Regions from separate parts of the Mus musculus genome. Here all the other regions are linked to region 2. Evidence: chromatin loops called from intact Hi-C (ENCODE). Cell type or tissue: heart. All regions are shown on one strand. Links, peaks and the distances in the headings refer to the core of each region. The heading gives the core; the rest is flanking DNA.

Region 1 (7,573 bases), core at 1,446-6,445, 170 kb before region 2:
TTCTATCTATCTATCTATCTATCTATCTATCTATCTATCTATCTATCTATCTATCTATCATCTATCATCTATCTATCTATCATCTATCTATCTATCTATCTATCTATCTATCTATCTATCTATATCTATTATCTATCTATGTATCTATGTATCTATCTATCATCTATCTATTTATCTATCTATCTAATATATCATCTATCTATTGATTGATCTATGTATCTATGCCTACCTATAAATCTATCATCTATATATCTATTATCTATCATCTATCTACTCATCTATCTATATCTATCATTTATCTAGCTATTTAATCTATCATCTAGCTATCATATCTATCTACATATCTATACCTATCTATAAATCTATCTAATGTATCTAGGTATCTGTTTATCATCTGTACCTATCTATCATGCATTATCTATCTATGAATCTATGTATCTATGTATCTACCTATCTATTGGTTGATCTATCTATGCTTATCTATAAATTTATCTATTATCTATATCTATATCTATCATTTATCTAGCTATCTAGTATATCATCTATCCATCATATCTATCTAATGTATCTATGTCTACCTATAAATCTATCAAATGTATCTATCTATCTAATGTATCTAGATATCTATTTATAATCTGTATCTATCTATCCCTGCATTATCTATCTATGAATCTATGTATCTATCTACCATCTATCTATCATGCATGTGTATGCCCATGATGTGTGCATAGTCGACTTGAAAGCACCGTTTTCTCTTCTGGTGTGTGGGTCCTAGGTATAGAACTCAGATTATCAAGCTTGGAAACAAGCACTTTTACCCACTGAACCATTTTGTGAGTCCATTAAGCAGCTTTTAAAAAAGATTTATTCTATTTTTATTTCTCTCTCTCTCTCTCTCTCTCTCTCTCTCTCTCTCTCTCTCTCTCTCTCTCTCTCTCTCTCTCTCTCTCTGTGTGTGTGTGTGTGTGTGTGTGTGTGTGTGTGTGTGTGTGTGTGTGTATGTGTGTCTGGGTGTAAGTATGTATATGTGAGTCTGTGTATCCATGGAGACCAGCAGGGGGCATCTGATCCCCTAGAGCTAGAGTTATAGGCACTTGGGAAGTACTTGACATGGGTCCCAGAAACCAAACTCTAGTCCTCTGATGGAGCAGCAAGTGCTCTTAAACACCAAGCTGTCTCTCCAGTCCCTACATTCCTAAACTATTTGCAAGAACCTCTATGTCATATTTACTTCAGAAATGCATCATGAGTGTTGTGTGACTGTTTCAAGGAGACTTACTGTAACAATTGGAAATTTCTAATGCATCCACATACCATTCAGCCCTCTTCTCAAACAGGAAGTTAATGTTTTGACAGATTCACTTTTTGTGAATTGCTGATGGTACCAGGATTTTGAAGACCAGGCAGCTCTGTGGCAGAGCAGTCTGGAATCTTTCCCACCCGTGGAATCTTCAGAAGTGTCTTCTTTCGCCACGTCTAGCCCAGTATCCTTTATTTTGCTCTTCTTCATGTTGTTCTCCTTCTTCCGTGACGCCGGGACATCCATCTGTCTCTTCAGCTCTCAAGTCACTGTCTGCTGAGTGCCGATGTCATCACAGATGGCTTTCTTCTGCCTTCTTCATCCATCTCCTTCCTTCACACTTCCCCATTGTGGCTGAGAGGGGACATATTCTTCTCAATGTCACACCCTCAGTGACATAGTCCTCAACCCTTATTCTCCTGATTCTACACAGAAGAGTGTCACCCCCACAGCCTGTCTCCTCAGTGTACTTTTCTGTCACACTTACTTCGTGTTTCTAGCCTTCAGCCCTAATCTAAAATTTCCCAGCACATATTCCATGGAGCATAGGACTGGCCTAGCAATTATCTATAGAAAAAGGAATCTGCGGTCAAACTGGTTTCTGAAAAGCTAAATTTAAAGCAATTCTTTAGAGTGAGACTTTCCGAAGCTGCCAGTCTGCCATGAATAGCAGAATCTTCAAGAGCTGGGAAAGATGCTCTGAAAATATTCCGCCAAAGAATTTTTCACTCATTTCCCCCGAACATAGAAATAATTCTTCTTCCTCTTCCTCTTTCTTCCTCTTATTCCTCTTCCTCCTCTTCTTCCTCCTCCTCCTCTTCTTCTTCTTCTTCTCTTCTTCTTCTTCTTCTTCTTCTTCTTCTCCCTGCCCCTTCCTCTCCCCCTCTCCCCCTCCCTCTCACTCTCTCTCTGTGCATGTGTGCATGTGTGTGTATGTGTGTGTGTGTGTGTGTGTGTGTGTGTGTGTGTGTGCATGTGTGTGTGGGGTACACTTTGAAAAATGCAGCTCATGTCCATTAGAAAAATAATTATCAGAGAATATTCTTCATATAGGAGACAGGTTCTGGATAGCAAGCTTCATTCATCCCCTGCAAGAAGAAGCTGAGGCAAAGAAATGACGTGTGTCAAGGATCTCTTCCTTTGCAATGAACTCTGGGTGGGATACTTCAGTAGCATGAACAAGAATTAGAACTGTAAAAATACGTGTTTACATTCCGCATCTTATCTGATTCATGTGCGCCTCTTAACACCATGAGGCTGACACTATTCTCGGATTTTTCTAGGTGCTAAACACTAGTTCCAAAGTTCACCTGCAATAACGGCCAGCTAGTTAGCAGCAGACCTTGAACTCCTGCTCATATGTGAAGCAAAGGTGAGACCAATCTCCTTCATATTAACAAGTACATAACCATCAGCCAACCTCCCTTACACACAGCAGCGAGAATGGCTTTTTTCCTAACACAAAAAGGGTTAGAAATGAAAGCTAAGACCATTGGGGTGGGGGATGGGGGGAGAGAAGCAGACAAGGGCCTGAATGTGGCCACATGATTGTTTATATCCCTATCCAAGGGAAAAGCATGGGAGGGTCACATCGAGAATAGCTCAGTGTCCAATATCAGCACCAGTATGAGCTCTGCTAGAGGTAGAGATTGGGAAATGTCCTCACATATCCCAATCATTTATTTTCTGTTGTAAATGCAAAATTCTCAGTAAGAGTTTACAGCAGAATGGCAACCTATTTAAGGAAAAGAGAGATTCTGTAACTTCTTAGGACATGGATAAGAGAGAGCAGATTCTTTTACATAAAGCATGTTGTGGGAGTCATGTTGCCATCACAGAGATCTTGTTCCCTGTAGCGGTAGATTCCCTCCTCCTGTTTATTTATTTGACCACATTCTGTTTTTCTAGCTGTTTGAGTTGAACTTCTGTGCTACCGGCTGATAACAGATCCAGGCCTGAGCAGGGCAGGCAGGGCTGTCAGTCGCCTCACATAACCTTAGCTGATAGACTTTGAGAGTCATGTTTTGAGTTCTTATCCTGAGTTCAATATGCCTGGGATTAGTCTCTGAATCACACAGCCTTTTACGACTGCTGTGGCAGCCTAGGCACACAAGGGGCTTCCCCTAGGCAGGCCACAAGTTCCTTGTTGTGACAGGCACTCTGTTTTGAAAGGCATTCGCTTCTGAGTGCAGACTGTTTACTATCTGTTATCCTTAAAAGGCCCTTGCCTAGATTCTGCTTAAGACTGGACCGTGATCTGTGCACCTGACACGACTGGCTGAAGTTTGCCCTGTGTGTACAGGAAAACACACACCCTCCCTGGTACAAATTCCAACCTTATCAAGTACTATCAGCGTCACCTCATGTGAGTTACTCAAGCGTCCTGGCCTTTGTCCCCCTCACCCATAGAGAGGGTACACTCTAAGGCCCCCTTCACAGGAGGGAGGTTATTTATTAGGAGTGGTCCATTCCCCCTCCCCGGTCTGAGGAGGACTTAGGGGCTATGCCGATATTGATTAGTGTGTTTTTCACAACTTGCAGCTAGTTGAACAGTGAGGACATTTATGGCCTCATAGGAGATGAAGTCTAGAGTCAGGAGCTCTGTGGCTCCTACAATCTAATGAGGGCCTCAACGGTTCAGCTTCCGTTTTCTGTCTCTGCATAGCTGTGTACCCAGAGGAGTTCGTCAGCAGTAACTCCTCTCCTTGGTGATGAAGCCACGGATACCAAGGTGCTGTTCATCTCCCTCTGGATTCTGGGAGAGTCTTCTCTCTGGTTTCTGGAACCCCAGTTCTTTCTGTTGCTTTGTTCAGACGAACTAAAATTAGGCCATTCTCTTGACTGGTAATTTTAACTGAAGGTGCTGGCTGTTTTGATGTTTCTGAACCACCATAGTGAACAAAATACCACGATTGCCCCGGCCTCATCAGGGCTCTTTCGAATATTACTGAAGGTATCTATCTAGTAAGGAGAGAGTGTCGTGAATGTTAAGAATAAGACTGCATCACATGGGCGCTGGGGAGATTGTTTTGTGATGTGTTTGCATTGCATACACACTATGGGATGAGTTTGGATCCCCAGCAATATATAAACGCCATGCCTACCAGTGTACAGTGGAATCCCAGATATGCAGATCTGCCTAGCAGCATCAGTATGCAAGCCAATGCCAGTGTGGGTGGGGACCAGCAAGAATCCCTGCCAGCAAATCAGTGTTTCTGAACCTTCTTAACGCTGCGATCCTTTAATACAGTTCCTTATGTTGAGGTGACCCCCGGCCATAAAACCATTTTCGTTGCTACTTCCTAATGGTAGTTTTGCTGCTGTTATGACTTGTAATGTAAATATCTGATGTGCAGGATATGTGGTATTTGACCCCTGTGCAAGGGTTGTTCAAAGCCCAAAGGAAAGTTGAAGCCCTTAAGTTGAGGACCATTGGTCAAGATGAAGAGCTAAAGGCAATAAAAACTGTTAAGAGAGAGAGAACTAGCATTCACCACAAATAAACTCCCTAAATAGTTATCCAAACTCAAATGTTCAGCCTTAAAATGCGCGCGCGCGCGCGCGCACACACACACACACACGCACACACACACACACACACACACACACACATTATATCTATATCTAATCTATATATCTCTTTTTTATCTATATCTATCTTTTTGTCTATCTTATCTATCCATCAATCAACTATCTATCATCTACCTATCTGTCCTATCTATCTATCTATCTATCTATCTATCTATCTATCTATCTATCTATAATCTATCTATAATTTAACTATCTATCTCATATATATCTTTATAACCAACACTAAATGGACCTAGCAGGTTGCATCTATACACTTATTTTCATATGCACATGTGCCTAACAATAATAATTTAAAAATAAGAGGCCATGAATTTGAAAAAGGAGTGGGGGTCATGGAAGGGGTTGGAAGGGGGACAGGTATAGGGATAAATAATGTGATACTATTTTAATTAAATAAAACAAGAAAAAAAAACAGTTACCTGTTGCGTGTAGTTTTAGCTCCTGGGGGAGGTGCACTACCAGCCACCCGCCCAGGGTCTCTTTGGATCCACCGATGAAAGACACACACACACACACACACACACACACACACACACACACACACTGCTTTATCTTTAACATGTCTTACTGGCTCAGTGGCTAGGCACTTCTAAGCCTTCCTCGGCTAGCATGCCCATGCCCTTCCCTATGGTACTCCTGGCTAAACCCCTTCCAAATGTACCTTTAACTTTGCTTCCTGGTTACTGTCTGTGATGCCCAAGACGCTTCTGGACTGCCGTTCCGTGGGCCTCTTTCCCTTTCCGCCTACATTTTATATGATCTCCCCTGCAATTCTGAGTCTGTTCTCTCTCTCTCCCTCAAGAATCTCAATTTCCTCTCTCTCCCTTTGTCTTAGCCTGAGCAACTCTAAGGGTCCCGCCCTGTCTCCCTTTTCCCAGCCATTGGCCACTGGCATCTTGATTGACAGATCAAAAACTAACTGGGGACAAGGACCTTCAGCGTTGGTAGTCGATTCCCGATTCAATTAAAGCATCAAAACCACTCCCCTGTGATTACTGTAGTAGAGACAAAGGAAACATTGTGGAAAGCCATTGATTAAGACACCCGACATTGACCTCTAGCCTCCATACACATGCACACATGTGTCCACAAATACCTGCACACATGTGCACCAGCACCTGCGGGCACACACACAAGACTGCAGAGTTGTTTTAAAAGCCAAAGCCTTAGTTCATATTCCTGCTTGATGATTATCAGTGAGTTTATCATTTCTCAGCTTCGGTTTATTTATCTAAAGACGAGAACCACAAACAAGCCTGTCTTTTTTGTCTGTTTTCGAGGACTCAGGCAAGGAAAACCTGTGAAGTTCTTAGAGCTGCTTTGTTGTGTGATTAGAAATGTGGGCTTACTCTCTCCACAGTTTAGTTCCCCTCCCCCATTCTTGGATTCCCACCATGGAACCCCCTGGAGTCTGGTTGGCTGAGTCACATAGGGATATTTTATGTCCCTTTTACGTTGTACCTCTGTCTAGTCAGCTGCTCATGGAGGGAAAGCTGGATTAGCTTCCGAAATGGTCCCATCAACTTTAGACTTTTGCAGTCCCAGCCTGTGGTTCTGCCAGAGTGTGATGTTAATTTGGGATGTCAACTGGACTGAATTAAGAGACACCCAGGTTAAGCATTCATTGTTCTCGAATCTCCACAGGCGCGGAACGCACTCATTTACAGCCAAAAGGGCCACCAGTTGGCTTCTCATTTGATTGGAATGATTGGGCTTGCCCAGGAGCCTTGCATGGCAGTCTATGGGAGTAGGAAGATCTATCGTCAGTGTGAACAGACACCATCTAATCAACTAGTGGTCCAACTTCAATACAAAGATAGAGGAGTGATGGCTTTTTGCTTTTTTTCTCCTGGGGACAGGGTACCTATTTTTCCTGTCATCAGGCATCAGGACTACAGGTTCTCCGGCATTTGGACTCCAGCATTTGCATCGGAAGGCTGCTATGGTAACCAGGATTTTAGGGAGTTACACTAATTCAGTGGTTCCCATCTTCCTAACGCTGCCACCCTTTAGTACAGTCCCTCATGCTGTTGTGACCCCCAACCATAAAATTTTATCGTTGTTAATTCATAACTGTAATTTTGCCACTATTATGAGTCACAGTGTAAATGTCCGATATGCAGGCTACTTGATATGCGACCCCCAAAGGAATCCTGGCCCACAGGTTGAGGACCGCTGCACTAGTATCCTGCACGGCTGTGACATCTCCAGATGTGTACTGACTGGGCTCTGTTTCCAGCTTCGCTAGCCTGCTAACTGTCAGACAGCCTGCCTGGGGCTTCTCAGCCTCCAGGACCAAAGAAGATAATTCCCTCCCCTTACTGACAGTCCTGTCTGTCTAGAGAACACCGACTAAAGCAAAAACTAATTTATAGTTTGATAATTTTCCTGGTAATCAAGAAACAGCGAATAACAAATAAAGGACAGCTGAGGGGGCCACCAGAAGTCTGTATCACTAAAATTGAAAAATTTATGATGATTCTAACAGCTGAGATACCTCCTATCAAAATTGATCATTGGTGTTAGGCATTTGCTGACTACCCCAAACACTACTACACTACTACTACTACTACTACTACTACTACTACTACTACTACTACTACTACTACGTTGTTCAGTATCTTGTTTCTTCTCAGAGACTGTGGGTTAATGTTTATACGTTCTCAGATGCATTTAAGTTTC
Region 2 (7,573 bases), core at 787-5,786:
GTGTTGTTTTCTGTTGTAACCTATGAGCATTGTCAACACAGCAGTGCCGGGTAATGTTCATCTCCTCACGTCTCCTAAAATGGAATATTTGTTAGCAGATCAGAAAAAAAGCATTAGTAACTATAGCATGCTTTATAGATTAACTATGGTCAACTTTTTTCTCAGACCTTTCAAATTGCTCATATAATTAATTGTCCTTGAACCGGGGTCACGTGGAAACCTCAATAAAAGCACAAAGCCTTCTCCTTCCAGGTAGTTGTAATCTCGTAGGTTTTAAGAAGAATCTGTGTTTTATCATTCTTACAGATAATTTTGACGTAGGCCAAACTTTGCTACTGACTGGGTTAGAGGCACCCGAAGATAGTCATTTTGATTTGTTCTAATAACTTTATCCATTAGATTAAAAGGGAGGGGACACCAACCGGTTATCTAACACCAAATCTTCAGCTCTGAAACTATCCAAACATAGACGAGACATGCTATATTTGGAAGTATAGATGTATGTATATATACATTGTTTGTGTAATAACAATTAATCTTAAATGGGGGCCATGAATTTGAAAGAGAGCAAGGAGGGCTATATGAAGAGGTTTGGGGGAGAAAGGGGATGGGGGAAATGATATAATTATATTGTAATATCAGAAAGAAAAGTAAAAGAACTAGAAGATATGCCTGAACAGCGAATCAGTTTTACAAATCTTACTTGTGCATATATGAGTGCATGTATGGGCCTGTGTATGGGTGTGTGTTATGAGTGTGTGTGTGAGTACATTCATGAGTGTGTGTATGAGTGTATATGGGTGTGTGTATGAATGCATATATGAGTATGCATATGTGTGTGGGGGCCTGTGTATTGGTGTGTGTATGAGTGTGTGTATAAGAGCACATATGAGTGTGTGTGTATGAGTGTGTATGAGTGGATGTATGAGTGTGTGTATGGGTGTGTGTATGAGTATATGTGTATGTATGAGTGTATATGCATTTGTGTATGTATGTGTATGAGTGTATATGGGTGTTTGTATGGTGTGTGTGTGGGTATGTATGAGTGTGTGCATGGGTGTGTGTTTGGGTGTTTGTATGGTGTATGTATGAGTGTGTGTGTGAGTATGTGTATATGTGTGTATGAGTGTGTGTATGGGCATGGGTATGAATGTGTATGGGTGTACGTGTATGAGTGTTTAGGGGTGTGTGTATGAGTGTATAGGGTTGTGTGCATGAGTGCATGTATGGAGATGTGTATGAGTGTTTAGGAGTGTGTGCATGGGTGTGTGTTTGGGTGTTTGTATGGTGTATGTATGAGTGTGTGTGTGAGTATGTGTATATGTGTGCATGAGTGTGTGTATAGGCATGGGTATGAATGTGTATGGGTGTATGTGTATGAGTGTTTAGGGGTGTGTGTATGGGTGTATGGTTTGTGTGCATGTATGGAGATGTGTATGAGTGTGTGCATGAGTGCATGTATGAGTGTGTATATGAATATATGTAGGAGTGCATTATGGGTGCATGTATGGGCACATGTATGGGCGTGTGTATAAGTGTGTATGGGGGGTCAGCTCTCAGAAGTCTGACCTCTCGTTTCACCATGGGTCTCAGGGATCGAGCTCAGGCCGTCAGGCTTATGCAGCAAACGATTTTACCCAGTGAGTCCCTTGGCCAGCCTACAAACCTTCCCTTTAAACATAGAGATGTAGACACACCTTGTGTCCCTTCAGGATCCCATTTGGCTAAGTCATGAAGTAGAAACTTGAAAACCTAACTCTGCAGATGTTAGAGTCTAGGTTTGAAGTGCCACAATCCTGTAAAACCCTGCCTGGAAACCAAATCCTTGCTCTCTCATGGCGACCAAGTTTTCTTTGGTTCCTAGCTTTTAACAAAAGAACTCGAGATTTGAAGCCCTTCTAATTAATTGTCCATTTCTTGAGGGATGGAGCCTGTCCTATGAACACCTCCTCCCTCCTCTAGCAACACAGTAACAGCTTTGCAATAAGCACTATATAAATGTATCTTAATTTTCACTAGTTTGTAAATTTCTAATTTATACTCATTTTTAAAAATTAAGGACGCCGATGAAATGTAAATGTAATTACTGTTAACAGTTTGAAAGACTGGTGTGTATTTGCAAGTGTATTAAACTCTTTGGGAAAAAAAGATGTTTTCTAATCTCAAGTTATTTCTCTCAGGGTTGGGAAAATGCTGCAATTTGCTTCGAAATAGACTCCCAAGTGTTGATTTAGCATCTTTCATAAATACAATCCCCACGCCTCTGCTGTGTAACTGCTTGTAAATAGATTGGCAATGGATGTATAATAAACAGCTCTCTTTACAAACATCTGAAGACACCATTCAAATACACCAACACACGAGACAAAACTACACATCAGTTTGGTGAATACTTAATTATCCTTCCTAAGTACCTACTACTATGAGACACAAATACTTTGCTTCCTGCTGACATAACATGAAGCCATGGGAGGCAGGAGGCCAGCAACGGTGCCCTGACTGGCCAGAGCCTTCAGGAATATAAGAACAATAATCAGTGTGCCAGCAGCAACCCAACTGAGCAAGGGCTTCTACAGTGGTCTCTGTCCTTCATGAAGTCACAGTCTAGAGAAGTCAGAGGCACTGAAAGTCATTTGTTGTAAAAGCTGGGAAAGGCCACATAGCTATGTATTGGAAAGAGAGAGAGAGAGAGAGAGAGAGAGAGAGAGAGAACTGCCTGTGGTCAGGCTTAAGAGACCAGAAATATTTTGAAGAATAAGCAAGGAGTTCACCCAACAATGACTCTGTAGGCAGGGGTTCGGTCTACTGAGCTGGGTTTTCAGATAGTTCAGGATACCTCAGCGTGTGCTCTGAAACAGCTCAACAAGAAAACATATGTGCCAATGAAGGACTGAGCAGAGGAGCCAGTCTCAGCAGAAGCCAAGAGTCCAGTCAATACTCTTAGACCATATAAAATCTCGTTCCGCTCATGGAAATACAGGCAGCAGGGTGCCCCGCTTAATAGAACAGAGGGATGGAAGCATCCATAAAATAAGATTTATTCATTTTCCCTAGTAAGGGCCGAACCTCTTTGTGTGTTCTTGTTAATTTATAAACTTTCCAATTCATAGTCCAAGGACCCATCCCGCTGTTTTCAAATAACCGTTAGAGATAATCTTCGGGGTTTTATTTAGACCATATGACCTTAATTTTTATTTCTGCTTCACTCAGCGCAATGCTACTTATTTGCTGAAGTCCTAAATTAGACATCCAATTAGATTACTTACCGACACCTAGTGGCGAAGATCGGAACTGAGGGCTATTGCAAAGGTGGCCCTTGTGTGTCTAGCCATCCCACGTTGGTCCAAGGTAGCGTTGGCATTTCAGTTTCTCTCTTTTCACCCATCTCATCCTAATGATGCTCAAGTTAATCCACACCGGCCTTTTGGCTTTAAAAATACAACTTTATAGAGAAATGAGGCCAAAGGAGAAAAAGAAAGGACAAGAGAATTGATCGTCTGCGGGTTAGATCCACTTAGAAGACAAAGTCAACAATGGGGCTTTAAAAATTATTTATCAGGCATATCCATACCAAGAAACAGACTGAAAGGTAAACTGCTCGATTGATACTTAAATTCTATCTTTTCCACTTATATTTTGTTTTGTTTTGTTTTTGTTTGTTTGTTTTGTTTCATTTCAGAGACAGGGTTTCTCTGTGTCTTGGAACGCAAACTATAGACCAGGCTGGCTTCTAACTCAGAGATCCACAAGCCTCTGCCTCCCAAGTGCCCGGATTAAAGGTGTGCACCATCACACCTGGCTAGATTTGAAAGATTAGAGTGAGCATGTTTAAGGTAACTGAAAGCCAAGACGTAGCTAAGTTTAGATTTTGTTTAAAGAGACCGTGCGGCTGTCATCTAGTGTGAAGAATCTTTCTAGTTTCTCAATTTCTGATCCCTCCAACACTCACCTATTTGCTTTATGATGTCTACTTGTTTTTCCTGCTAAAGACATCAACTGAGATGGGAGCATTAATCTACAAGTTAGAGTGTTCTGAAAAAGAGGCCGAGGACTTGCTCTCCCAGCATGATGGTCTTAACAATCCACCTAACCAACCAAAGAAGCAAAACCATAAAGGAAAGTGGCAGTTAAGCCATGTTATTAATTAATTAATTAACTATGTAAAACAAAACAGCAAACTCACTAGGAGATGCTGGGGGACCTTTCACACCTTAGAGTCGGAAGCCATCTTAGACAAACACCACCCATGAGTCTGGGGAAAACACAAAATAAAAACAATACGGAGAAGCAGGATTCTACATAAAAGCCAAAACAGATGTTGGGAGCTACAGACAAGAGAGCCCTAATCCTCAACAGGAGTTGGTTTGCCAACATTGTATAATCCAGCACATTCACCAAGACATGGCGTTCACCACATATGGGCTGAGCCCCTTTAAGACCCAAGCTCTGCTGGGCGGTCATTCAAAACAAAAAAAGCTACTTGCTCCTTGGAGGTAGATTCCATAGGTAGTGGTGTGACACAGTGGTTGGGATTCTTAGGTCCAAATACGAGAACTTTAAGAGAACCCTTTCATCCCTGAGTCTAGCCAGCTCCCTTGCAAGTGTTCTTTCCTATGTCTGAACTGCCAGCATATATATATATATATATATATACACACACACACACACACACACACACACACACACACACACACACACATACACACACACACATATATATATATATACACATACACATATACACACAAACACACATATACACATACACGTACATATACATACACACACATACACACATATACACATATACATGTACACACATATATGCATATGCGCATATACACATACATATACCCATATACACACATATATACATATATAAACATACATGTATACACATATAAACATATATATACATATACACATATATACGTATATACATACATATACATATACACACATATACATATACATAAACATGCATGTATACACATATATACACACATATATACATCCTATACATATACAACTACATATACATGTACATATACATATAGTCTTTGACTACCAGTCCCGTCGATTTCGCTATCAGCTGAGAGTTTAGTAAGCACCATGCTAATGCGTGTTTCAGGGAAGAAGCAATTAGTAGGATGCAGGTCCTCCCCTCTACCTGCTCACCATCTCAAGAAGAAGAAAAAAACAAGCACGGAATGAAATTCTTATAATGTTTTCTAGTGAATGGCATGCCAGAGGAGACTCGGGATTCTGAGGAGCACAAAGTAGGTGATGCTTGGGAGAACTATTGTGGATCCTTAAACCTATACAAAGGTTCTTGTTCTAGCAGCACCACATAGTGCTGCTGCCAAACTATAGATGTAGCAAAGTCCTGCCTTGTCTGGCCTCAGTGGGAGAGGGTGAGCCTAATCCTGTAGAGACTTGATGCCCCAGGGAAGGGGGATGCCTGGGAGGGAGGGGAGCACCTTCTCAGAAGTGAAGGGGGTGGGATAAGGTGAAGAACTCTGGGAGGGGGACGAGAGGGGGGCAACATTTGGGATGTAAATTAACAAAATAATTAATTTAAATATAATAAAAAGCTTCACACATATATTTCTTTAATGTATTATACTTGATGTCATATGTTTTAACATTACAAATATCTGTAAATTATTAGCAGACCACAAATTTGTCTTTTAAATTTTTTTGCTCACTGAACATAATCAGGTAATTTGACATTAAGTTGTCTTAGGGTTTTACTGCTGTGAACAGACACCATGACCAAGGCAACTCTTATAAGGACAACATTTCATTGGGGCTGGCTTGCAGGTTCAGAGGTTCAGTCCATTATCATCAAAGTGGGAACATGGCAGCATCCAGGCAGGCATGGTTCAGGAGAAGCTGAGAGTTCTACATCTTATCTGAAGGCTGCCAGCAGAATACTGGCTACCAGGCAGCTAGGACTAGAGAGGGTCTTAAATCCCACACCCACAGTGACACTTTCTCCAAAAAGGCCACACCTCTTAATAGTGCTACTCCTTGGGCCAAGCATATTCAAACCATGAAGTAGATGAAATTTTAACTTGAAGTCAATTTGCCTTGTTTATTTTTTCGAATATTGTAGAAAAACTGCCATTGATTGCTTTCTTCTATGTGAGTATACTATCTATGCTTCAGACATATTATAAATTAAACAATGACAATTAGCTTTGGGTTGATGTTTAAAAGCCCTGCTTTCAATTAGTGCATATCCCAATTAAAAAACGGGCAAATTATTTATTAAACATCTTTGTGGTCTTACAAGTGTGATCAAATCCTAAAGCAAAAAACACACCTTCAACTATATAGATGTTCCATATCAACCCTTGAATCTCTTCACCAGAGAGAGAGAATACAGTTTTCTGTTTTCAGAGTGGAGTTTTTATTATCTTTCACCATAGAGTTATTTTGAATGAAAACATACTTTGATGAATGAAGAGTATTCATTGAAGTATTTTTCAGCATCAAGGTTAACAATAACAATAAGATTTGTTAAAATTGGTGTCTAAATATGTTGTAAAAGACCTTCAGACTGGATGGGTTAGGGTGCTCGGGGGTTGATGGATGATGTAGACGTTTGATGATGTAAAGAAACTAGAATGTTCACAGGAAAAATGGGTGCAGTATTGTTGACGCTTGCTCCAAAACTCCAACTAGTCTCTGTCTTTTAAAATTTTTATTGTTATGCATTTCTTGTATAGACATGGGTTTTAGGCATCGCTTTCTCCTGTTTCACCTCTGCCTCACTGATCCTCTTACTCTCCCCAAATGGCCCTATTTCCCTGTGCTTGTGATTTGCATTCCTCTGAAGACTAAGTATGCTAGACTTTTTAAATGCATTTATTGGCTATCTGTAATTCACCCATTGGTCTGTTTAATTTTCCCTTAGTCTTTGCATTAGTTTGGTTCTGTGGGGTGGTCGTTCTTTAGTTCTGTATGCGTCAGAGAAGCAAACCCAGTCAGATGTTTAGCTGATTCTCCTATTCTACGACACTCATCTTCCAAGTCTGAGTTACCCGACTTAGCAAAACATTTTCCAGTTCTATTCACTTTCCTTCTAATTTCACAATTTCAGTTTTATTTTCAGGTGAATAAAATTCCAGTGCATGTGGATCACATGTTCATTATCACATGTTCATTATCACATGTTCGTTATCACATGTTTGTCTATTGATGGACATCCAGGCTGATTTCATTGCCTTGTTATTGTCAAGGAACAGCAATGAACATGGATGTGCTACTCTGTCTATGATTGGATATAGAATCCTTTGGGCATAGGCATACTGGAGTGGTTGGCTCATATTTTTAACCATTTGAGAACCTTATATACTTGTTTCCAAAGTATCTGTACCAGTTTAAACTCCCACTCCATCAGCATAAAAAAGTTCACAGCAAACGACCTAGCAGAGACAAAAAGAGCCAACTATGGTTTTGATTGTACTGTGCAGAATTATGGTTTCTTTTCAACTGAAATTGGTGGTCAGAGCACTTTTCTTTTTGAGCAAATAGAAGCCCAGAATGAGTAGTTAGATAACAAAGG
Region 3 (7,573 bases), core at 1,446-6,445, 120 kb before region 2:
TGAAGGATGGTGGTGCTTCACACCCTTTGTCTGATAGTCACGCTCCCATGAACGAGAGCTGAGAATAGGATGCAGGCAGTCTGATGACTGACGTCATACCATAGCCCCTTAGTGCGGTGCATCCTGTCTGTGTGTTTATGCTTTGTTCCCCTGACTCCTGCAGTAAATAGTTCAGAAAAGTAGATGGGAGGCAGCTACCGAAGCTGCAAGGGGTAGAAAACAGTGCATGGAGAGGGGAGAAGGAAAGGGAGGGCCGGAATAAAACTCGGATCTGGAAGTAAAGAAGATGCACATTCCTGTAGTGTGAAGTTCTCAGCAGCCAGCCTGAAAATGGTCATCCCAATACAGATGCAGATACTCACAGCCAACCATCTGACTGAGCCCAGGACCCCAGTGGAATTGCTCGGGGAAGGACTGAAGGAGCTGAAAGGAATTGAAACCTCATAAGAAGAACAATATCCACTAACCGAACCACCCAGAGCTCCCGGGGACTAAACCACTAACCAGAGTACACATGGAGGGATCCATGACTCCAGCTGCCTATGTAGCAGAGGATGGCTTTATCTGACATCAGTGGGAGGGCAGGCCCTTGGTCCTGTGGAGGTTTGATGCCCCAGTGTAGGGGGATGCTAGAGTCACCACTAGTGGGTGAGAGGGTGCACCCGCATAGAGACAAAGGGGATGGGGTATCAGATGGGATGGGATAGGGGGTTGTGGAGGGGTAGCCAGGAAGAGGAATATCATTTGAAATGTAAACGAATAAAAAGAAAGAAAAGGAAATGGCCATCTTCATGATGCTGTGTGCTTAAGCTAAGAGTATTGTGCTTATTCAACAGAAACACGGGTCCCCTCTCTGCAAGGAAGCCGAGCCCAAGCGTCTTCCTCAAAGTGACTATCAGACACAACTGAGTAAAGGCACCAGCCTCCTCGATGCCAGTGAAGTAACAACCGCCACGGGCCACCATGAGATCATATCAAGAGTACACACATCTGACATACACCCATCATGGCATACTAACTTGCCTAGCCATGGATATTCACCAGCCATTCTCCCTCCTCCTTCCATCTGGTGTCTTCAGACTGGAGATAAACGAAACTCAACAACAATATCCAGGCCATCGTGAGTGTCTAACGGAACACTGGCAGCGAGGTGGTTAACTTTAAAGTTAGAGGAGGAACAGAGGCCGGGAGAACGTGACTGTGACCCAAGAATAGATTAAGAAATCAAGCTGTGTCCCACTCCTAGCATCCTAACAAATGAAGGAGTTCGAAATAGTCTCATAGTGGGTTGCAAATGGCAAACACAAGCTTTGTTTTAGATGTTCAGTTACTTGTATGTTTATGGGTGTCTCTGTAAGACATTTGTGCCTAAAACAATGGTTTGAATTGTGCCAAAAGGTAATTGGTTTGGTTATGTTTACAAAAGAGGGTATTTTTGTTCAGTGTGTTCAGAATTAATTGTAAGGTGGGTAAAGATTAAAAGGCAACGCTGTGGCCACATCTGATAAATATTCTTAGAGGACACAGGACTAAGGATCCAGGGGGAAAATTCACTACAGTTGCTGAAGAAAGACTGCATGAAGGAGATGGTTTTGGATTGCATGTGGACAAGATGGATAAGAATATAGGCCATATTGCTAGGGCATAGACTAGCACAAAAAGATGTGGGTAACCCTCTGTGGTTTCTATGGCAACACCACTTAACTTGGTACAGTATGAAGCCCTTACACTTCAGGATGAAAAACAAAAAGTTGTTTGTTTGTTTTTTTTTCTGAGACTCTCATATATTATGTTGTTTACTTAGCATGCATTCTCCATGAGGTATGAAACATTTCTTATCCAGCTTGGCTAATGAAGATGATAGATACCTGGTCCAACATAACCCTTTCATTATTTTGTATTTTCAATGTTCATATTAAGATGTTAATATGGGATACGGGCATTAGAGTACAAAAATGGCATCTTACTCCTGTATGTGTTCATTTTCCTTCATTTTGGGGATCCCTAAAGAGTCCCCATATTTCTATCTGGAACACTGAAAACATTTCTTATCCCAAGGTATCATAACTCACAGGGTTAATTAGCACCCCGTGTAGGTGCAGGCAGCTCGCAGATTTATAACCTCTGTCTAGACTTCTCCTCTCAGTTATTTAGGCTTGGGGATTTATTTGCCTACTTAGGTATGTTAAAGACATCTCACCATCCGCAGGTCATAAATCAAAACCATGAGATGAGAGCTTAGAGAAGAGGTTCCCCAGTGCTGTATTCATCACAACACATGACTGAAAGTCTCTCATTTTTCTCCTCTTCTGAGTTGGATTCATCACCAGGTTATAATGATTTTACAGGCAGACAGGTCTTGGATCCTCCATCATCACCTGTATCTCCATCATCACCTGTACCTAGTCAAACCATCAATGGCGTCTCTCCTGAGCCACTATTTAAAAACCCACAATGATCTATCAACATCTACTGTCTCTCTCTCTCTCTCTCTTTAGTAGGCCATTTCCTAGACCATAGCCAGAGTTAGAACTTTGAAATTTGAGTTTAAAATATTTCAGTGGTTTCCTGATATACTTGGGACAGAAATAAAACTCTTCAGCATGCCGGATCAATCAAAACGCACACTGCAGAAGGTTTCACTGAAATAACTTCCCGAAGCAACTGTTGCCTAGGTGGGAGGAGATGGACGGGTATCAACAAGGTACAGTGGGCCAGCCGCTGGTGGCCAACTGTGAAGTTCCTTTCCCAAGCCCAGGTCAGAGAAGAGGGTGGGAAAGGAGCTGGGGGTGGGAAAAGATCAAAGTCATTGGAACCACTGCCAGGACAACTGTCCGGCAGGAAGACATGCCCGGGTGGCTTTCCTCTCCTACCTTCTAATTGCCTCATGGTTCCTTCTACTGACTAAATGAAGCTAGAAGCCACAGGCAGAAGAGCCAAGTGATAAATCATGGCGTTAGCCTTCGGGAACAAAGGACAGAAAGGGGAACTCCAATCTGTTTCTCTAGTACACAATCACTTCCTCGACCATACATCCCAGGGAAATAACATTATTGTCTAAATCTTCTAGATTCATTTTTTAATACTTCAAATAAACCTTATTAGTGAAAAAATTCTGTAACTCTCACTTCTCCCTCAGCTGCTTATTGAAGAGAGTCACTGAGTTGTTTGGAAGAGATGCTTCAGTATTTATGTATGTGTGGATGTCCACGGACTATATTTATAACTAAGGCAACAGTTTTGATTGGATCAAAGGGTAACTAATTTGGCTACAGTTACAGAATTGGGCTTCCAAATCTGGGTCATGTAGGCTTGGATTTTTTCAAAACCTACTTTAATTGGGGTTCTTTAATGCTTTAACCTCTCTTCTAGACCGCCTGCCAGAGACAGGGAAAAAAGGAAAGTTAATAGGAAATGGGGTCTTTAGACCTGTGTAGAAGTAGTCCTTTGGGGGAGATCCCAGTCTTTCTTGTCAGCATATCAGCAGTTCAGTCCAAAATACCAAACACCAATCAGTAGCAGCCTAATTGCAGTCTAATCGGCAAACACCAAACTCAAATCAGTAACTGCACCTCGATCCAGAAGAAACCACCGAAGTGGTTTCCATCGAATGGGCACGAGTCTGCAGAGATGGCAAGAAGCAGCCAGAATATCAAGAAATTCTTTGGCGAGTTCCTCTCTATGAAGTCACAAGTGAAGATCAGTGACCTGTGCAAGGCGGAGAACCAACCCAAGAGCCTCCTCACTCTGTCTGTGGGGTTATATTTATATTCTTTGTAAACATCATGCATCTCTCACGTGTCTGCTTCTGCAAGACATCACCTGACATACCTGAGTCTCCAAAGAGACTCACTTCATGGTCATTTATAAAACAAACAAACAAAAGAGATGGAATTTTTCCACAGTGACTGGAAAGTACAAGACCAGGAAACCAACAGGTATAACTTCCTGATAATTGTTGTCTTTCTGCTTTCAAAAACAGTGCTTCTTCAGCTCTCAAACATCACCTAAAACTCTCTTGGAGGATTGGCATTACTGTGGGGGGGGCAGTGGAACCTCAAGGTGGTAGAGCTAGGTAGAAGGATGTTGGGCCACCAGGAGTGTGCAGTTCTGGGGTTATTGGTGTCTAGCCTCTTTTCCTCTCTGGCTGTTATGATATGAGCTGTTTTGATCTGTCATGGGCTCTCTGCTATGCTGATCAGCCACCTCACCACAGGCCCACGCAAGGGGACCAAACACAAGGACCAAAGTGTCTATAGCCATGTTCCAAGATAAAGGTTAATTCCTTTAGGCTGGTTATCTTAGGTATCATGGTACAGCCATGCAACGCTGAGCAGGAAGGGCCCTTGTTGCTTGCTCTCTTGATCGAGGAGCAGGGAGTCCCCTTGAGTGGAAGGTACCAGAACTGAGGTAGCTTTCTAAGGGTCTCCTCTCCACCCACAGGAAGAACCTCTGTTACCCAAACATCTTGAGAACTCACCACTTCTCAAGACCATCTTATTTTCCCACAAACACTTAAACTGGAACTTTGGAGGGCCATGCTCAAACAGCAGTAGCCCTGATGCAAATGATTGGCATTCCTCTGTTACCATCCTCAGGATCCCGGAGAACAGGCATTGCTTAAAGCAGAAGGCAGGGATAAGTTTGTGAGAAAAACAAAGCAAGAAAAATGGATGAAAAAAGATCCTCGGGCTGGCCTCACACAGTGTGGCCCGTCAATCACGTAATTATCTAGACATATGCAGCCACCTCTCCTAGCTTCCTGGTGGCTGTTTCCCCTGGTCCTGCCATTCCAAATATAGACTTGTGGAGGTTAGTGCCAGTAGAGCCTTTGCTGTCTGAAAGTCAAGCTTTGTTCTTATTTTTAGAAAACCTTGGGAGGCTTCTTCTACCTTTGCTTTCTGTGTCTCCTGAACTCTCTTGAAATGACACACTTTACAGAAATTGGTCTTACAGGTGTTCCGTGCAGCTGTGGCGGATTCGAGGTGGCGCCGCGGGTTCCTCATGGATGACAGCAGAAGCTGTTAGGACGGAGACGGGGTCTCCGTGACTTCCCCTGCTCACTGACTCTTAGAGGTTCACAGTTTCCAGGATGAAATTGGGCATGCGCCCGGTGTTTACTTTCTACTTTGCTGTCTCAGACTCCTCCCTCTCTCTTGCCCTCCCCCTCGCTCTCGCCCTCCCCCTCCCTCCTCCCCCCTCCCCGCAATAATAAAGTCACCTCGTCTGTGGGTAGATCTGTGGAAAGGAACAACACAGACAGCTGGCGTGACTGTCGCAAGTGTCCAGGGCAAACCTGTGGTTTGGGAGGCATCTGTGTTTTATGTGGGTTGGAAACAGGCTGTTTATTTCCCATCTGTAGAGACGGGCATAGCAACAATGGAAATTTATGCCTCTAGAAAGCCTGGCTACACATTAAGTCACAGGGTGCTGAATGCATCGGGTCGGGGCTGGGGGGGGGGGGGGGGGGAGAGGAGGCAGTAATCGCTGGCCAGGCCACCTCTGCCAGGGCTGCATCTCTTATTTATTTCCAATCTTCCCTCAGAAGGAAGATAAAGCCCCATGTTTCGTACAATTGAACCAGACTAAATAGTTCTGTGTCCAGACTTCACTGTCTTTGATTTTGATATCATGAAAATAAGTTATGCTCAATCCTATGTGCTTGGGTCGACCATTCCATCGATGCCCCATTTCAAATACTTACCTAGCTCTCTGCCCTCACACACATGGTGGTAGGTAGACTTGGATGACTCTGGACTCCATTGTCTAATGGAGAATTAAAAAAAAAAAACGAACAAGGATAATAAATAAGAGGTATGGTACGAAAGAAGTTAGTAGGTGATACAGTGTGTGGGGTGAGCTCTCATTTTCTCGGAAGAGGATATTTCTAGAAAAGAAGTAGCTTTTTATCAGAAGGCTTATACAAAGTACCTGGGCCATAAAAGACAAGGGTGGGGCTTGTTAGACATGGGTACTACAAAAGAAAAAATTGAAGGGAAAGAGGAAAGAGAGAGACAGACAGAAAGAGAAGGAGACGGAGAGAGACAGAGACAGAGAGAGACAGAGAGACAAAGAGACAGAGACAGACAGAGAGACAGAGAGACAGAGAAATAAAGTCAGAGAGAGACAGTGAGAGACAGAGAAAGACACAGAGAGAAGAACCTGAGATCCCAAGGAGTCCAGGTCCCATGGAATCCTGTCCGTAGTGAGTCCTTGGGAAAAAGAGAGGAAGAAAAAAGCTATCTATGTTACTGGGACTACCTAAACTCAGCTTTCCATTTACAAGTGTTCATGGCCCGTGATTTTAACCGTGTAGCTTCTCTGATGCCACTGCACTTTGAACTTCCCTGACATAAAAACAGAGTGTGGTGAGTTGTTCACTATACTTCACCCGCAGGATCCTTTAGTTCGTCACCCACAGGGTGGTTGGACTAAGGCACCTCTGCTGGGGTGTGCTGTGTGTGCAGAGGACTTACAGAAGAGTGGTTGTCAGTCAGGAGAGAGATGAGAGATGGAATGTAAACCCAGCTCCGTGCTAAACACTGATGGGTAAAACTTGTTTAAAATTATTACCTATGGGACTGAATTAGCATTGGGAGCAAGTGACTGGAGAGAGATGGCCCTGAGAGAGAAGGGAGCACCCTCTTTCCTGCCCCCTCTCCCTCTACCCTTCTCTCCCTCCCTCCTCTCCCTCTCTCCTCTCTTCCTCCCCTCTCTTCCTCTCCCTCCCTCCCCCCTCTCTCCCTCCCTTCTCTCTCCCTCCCACTTCTCTCCCCCTTCTCCCTCCCCTTCTCTCCCTCCTCCCTGAAATTAGCTACTTTGTTAACGCTTGTGATCATATCCCAATCACAATCTGGATTTAAGCTGCTCCTTTTAAATTATTGTTTGTCTTTAAGAAAAATTGATTCCTCCTCCTTCTTTTCCTTCTTTTCTTCTTCTTCTTCCTCCTCCTCCTCCTCCTCCTCCTCCTCCTCCTCCTCCTCCTCCATCTTCTTCTTCAGTCCTAGTAGTCTTGAGTAGAGTATTGTAAGGAGAGACCATGGAGTCGACCAGAAAACAAGAGATGAAGTACAAATAGAACCCTTAAGAAGAAATCAGTGGTTCATAGTACCATAATTAACATAAATTAGCTGGACCATGGAACACAGAAAAATCCCCCAAAGACTTCCAGAGTTCACTGCAAGAGGGCCGTCTAGAAGCTAAGATGTTCTAGAAGCGTGCAACCCGGCAGTGGGTTAATGAGATGTAACGTGAGTAGGCAGTATAAAGGTTTCACACAGACCAGACAAGTCTTAACCTTGCTCCATATCCCACGTGAAATAAAATATATGTCACTGGGCCTCTGAAGGAAAGGTATGCTTTGCTCTCTGCTGAGTCGGCAGGAAAGAATGTTCCAGACGGCTTGCCATCTTTCCTCTGCTTCCAAAAAAGATTAAGACTGAAATAAGTCGGGCCAGAAATAAAACCATGCCCTTCCTCCCCTTCTGCCATCAGAGATTAAACAGAGGATGACCAGTCACTGCTGACTGCCATGTTCCTAGGCGAACGGAAAGTACAGAACACTGAAAAGGAG

Evidence for each region. A loop is a pair of places that touch in the nucleus more often than their neighbours do. Peaks named below come from ENCODE experiments on the same cell type or tissue, not always from the same donor. Only the 100,000 strongest peaks of a DNase experiment are listed, where the experiment ranks them.
Region 1: a loop joins it to region 2, with 2.7 times the contacts of the local background. A loop is called at or near these places in 2 of 42 quality-filtered maps.
Region 3: a loop joins it to region 2, with 1.9 times the contacts of the local background. A loop is called at or near these places in 2 of 42 quality-filtered maps.

What each region holds. Positions count from the first base shown.
Region 1 is chr10:118,762,069-118,769,641 of GRCm38, reverse strand. The region is part of intron 1 of Gm33439 (a long non-coding RNA gene); the gene reads right to left. Among named protein-coding and RNA genes, the nearest start is that of Gm33439, 19 kb to the right of the region's middle. In heart, for the core only: no CTCF peak of the experiment used is centred there; a DNase peak (open chromatin) is centred at 3,461; H3K27ac peaks cover 1,795 bases.
Region 2 is chr10:118,588,529-118,596,101 of GRCm38, reverse strand. No RefSeq gene overlaps it. Among named protein-coding and RNA genes, the nearest start is that of Ifngas1, 36 kb to the right of the region's middle. In heart, for the core only: a CTCF peak has its summit at 3,279 (motif pointing left); a DNase peak (open chromatin) is centred at 3,281.
Region 3 is chr10:118,711,966-118,719,538 of GRCm38, reverse strand. Gm33337 (predicted gene, 33337) reads left to right here and starts at 3,813. Exons shown (of 2, transcript NR_155867.1): 1 at 3,813-3,938; 2 at 4,957-5,058. It overlaps LOC115485728 (a long non-coding RNA gene), which reads left to right. Exons shown (of 4, transcript XR_003948963.1): 4 at 837-3,113. In heart, for the core only: no CTCF peak of the experiment used is centred there; no DNase peak of the experiment used is centred there; H3K27ac peaks cover 1,303 bases.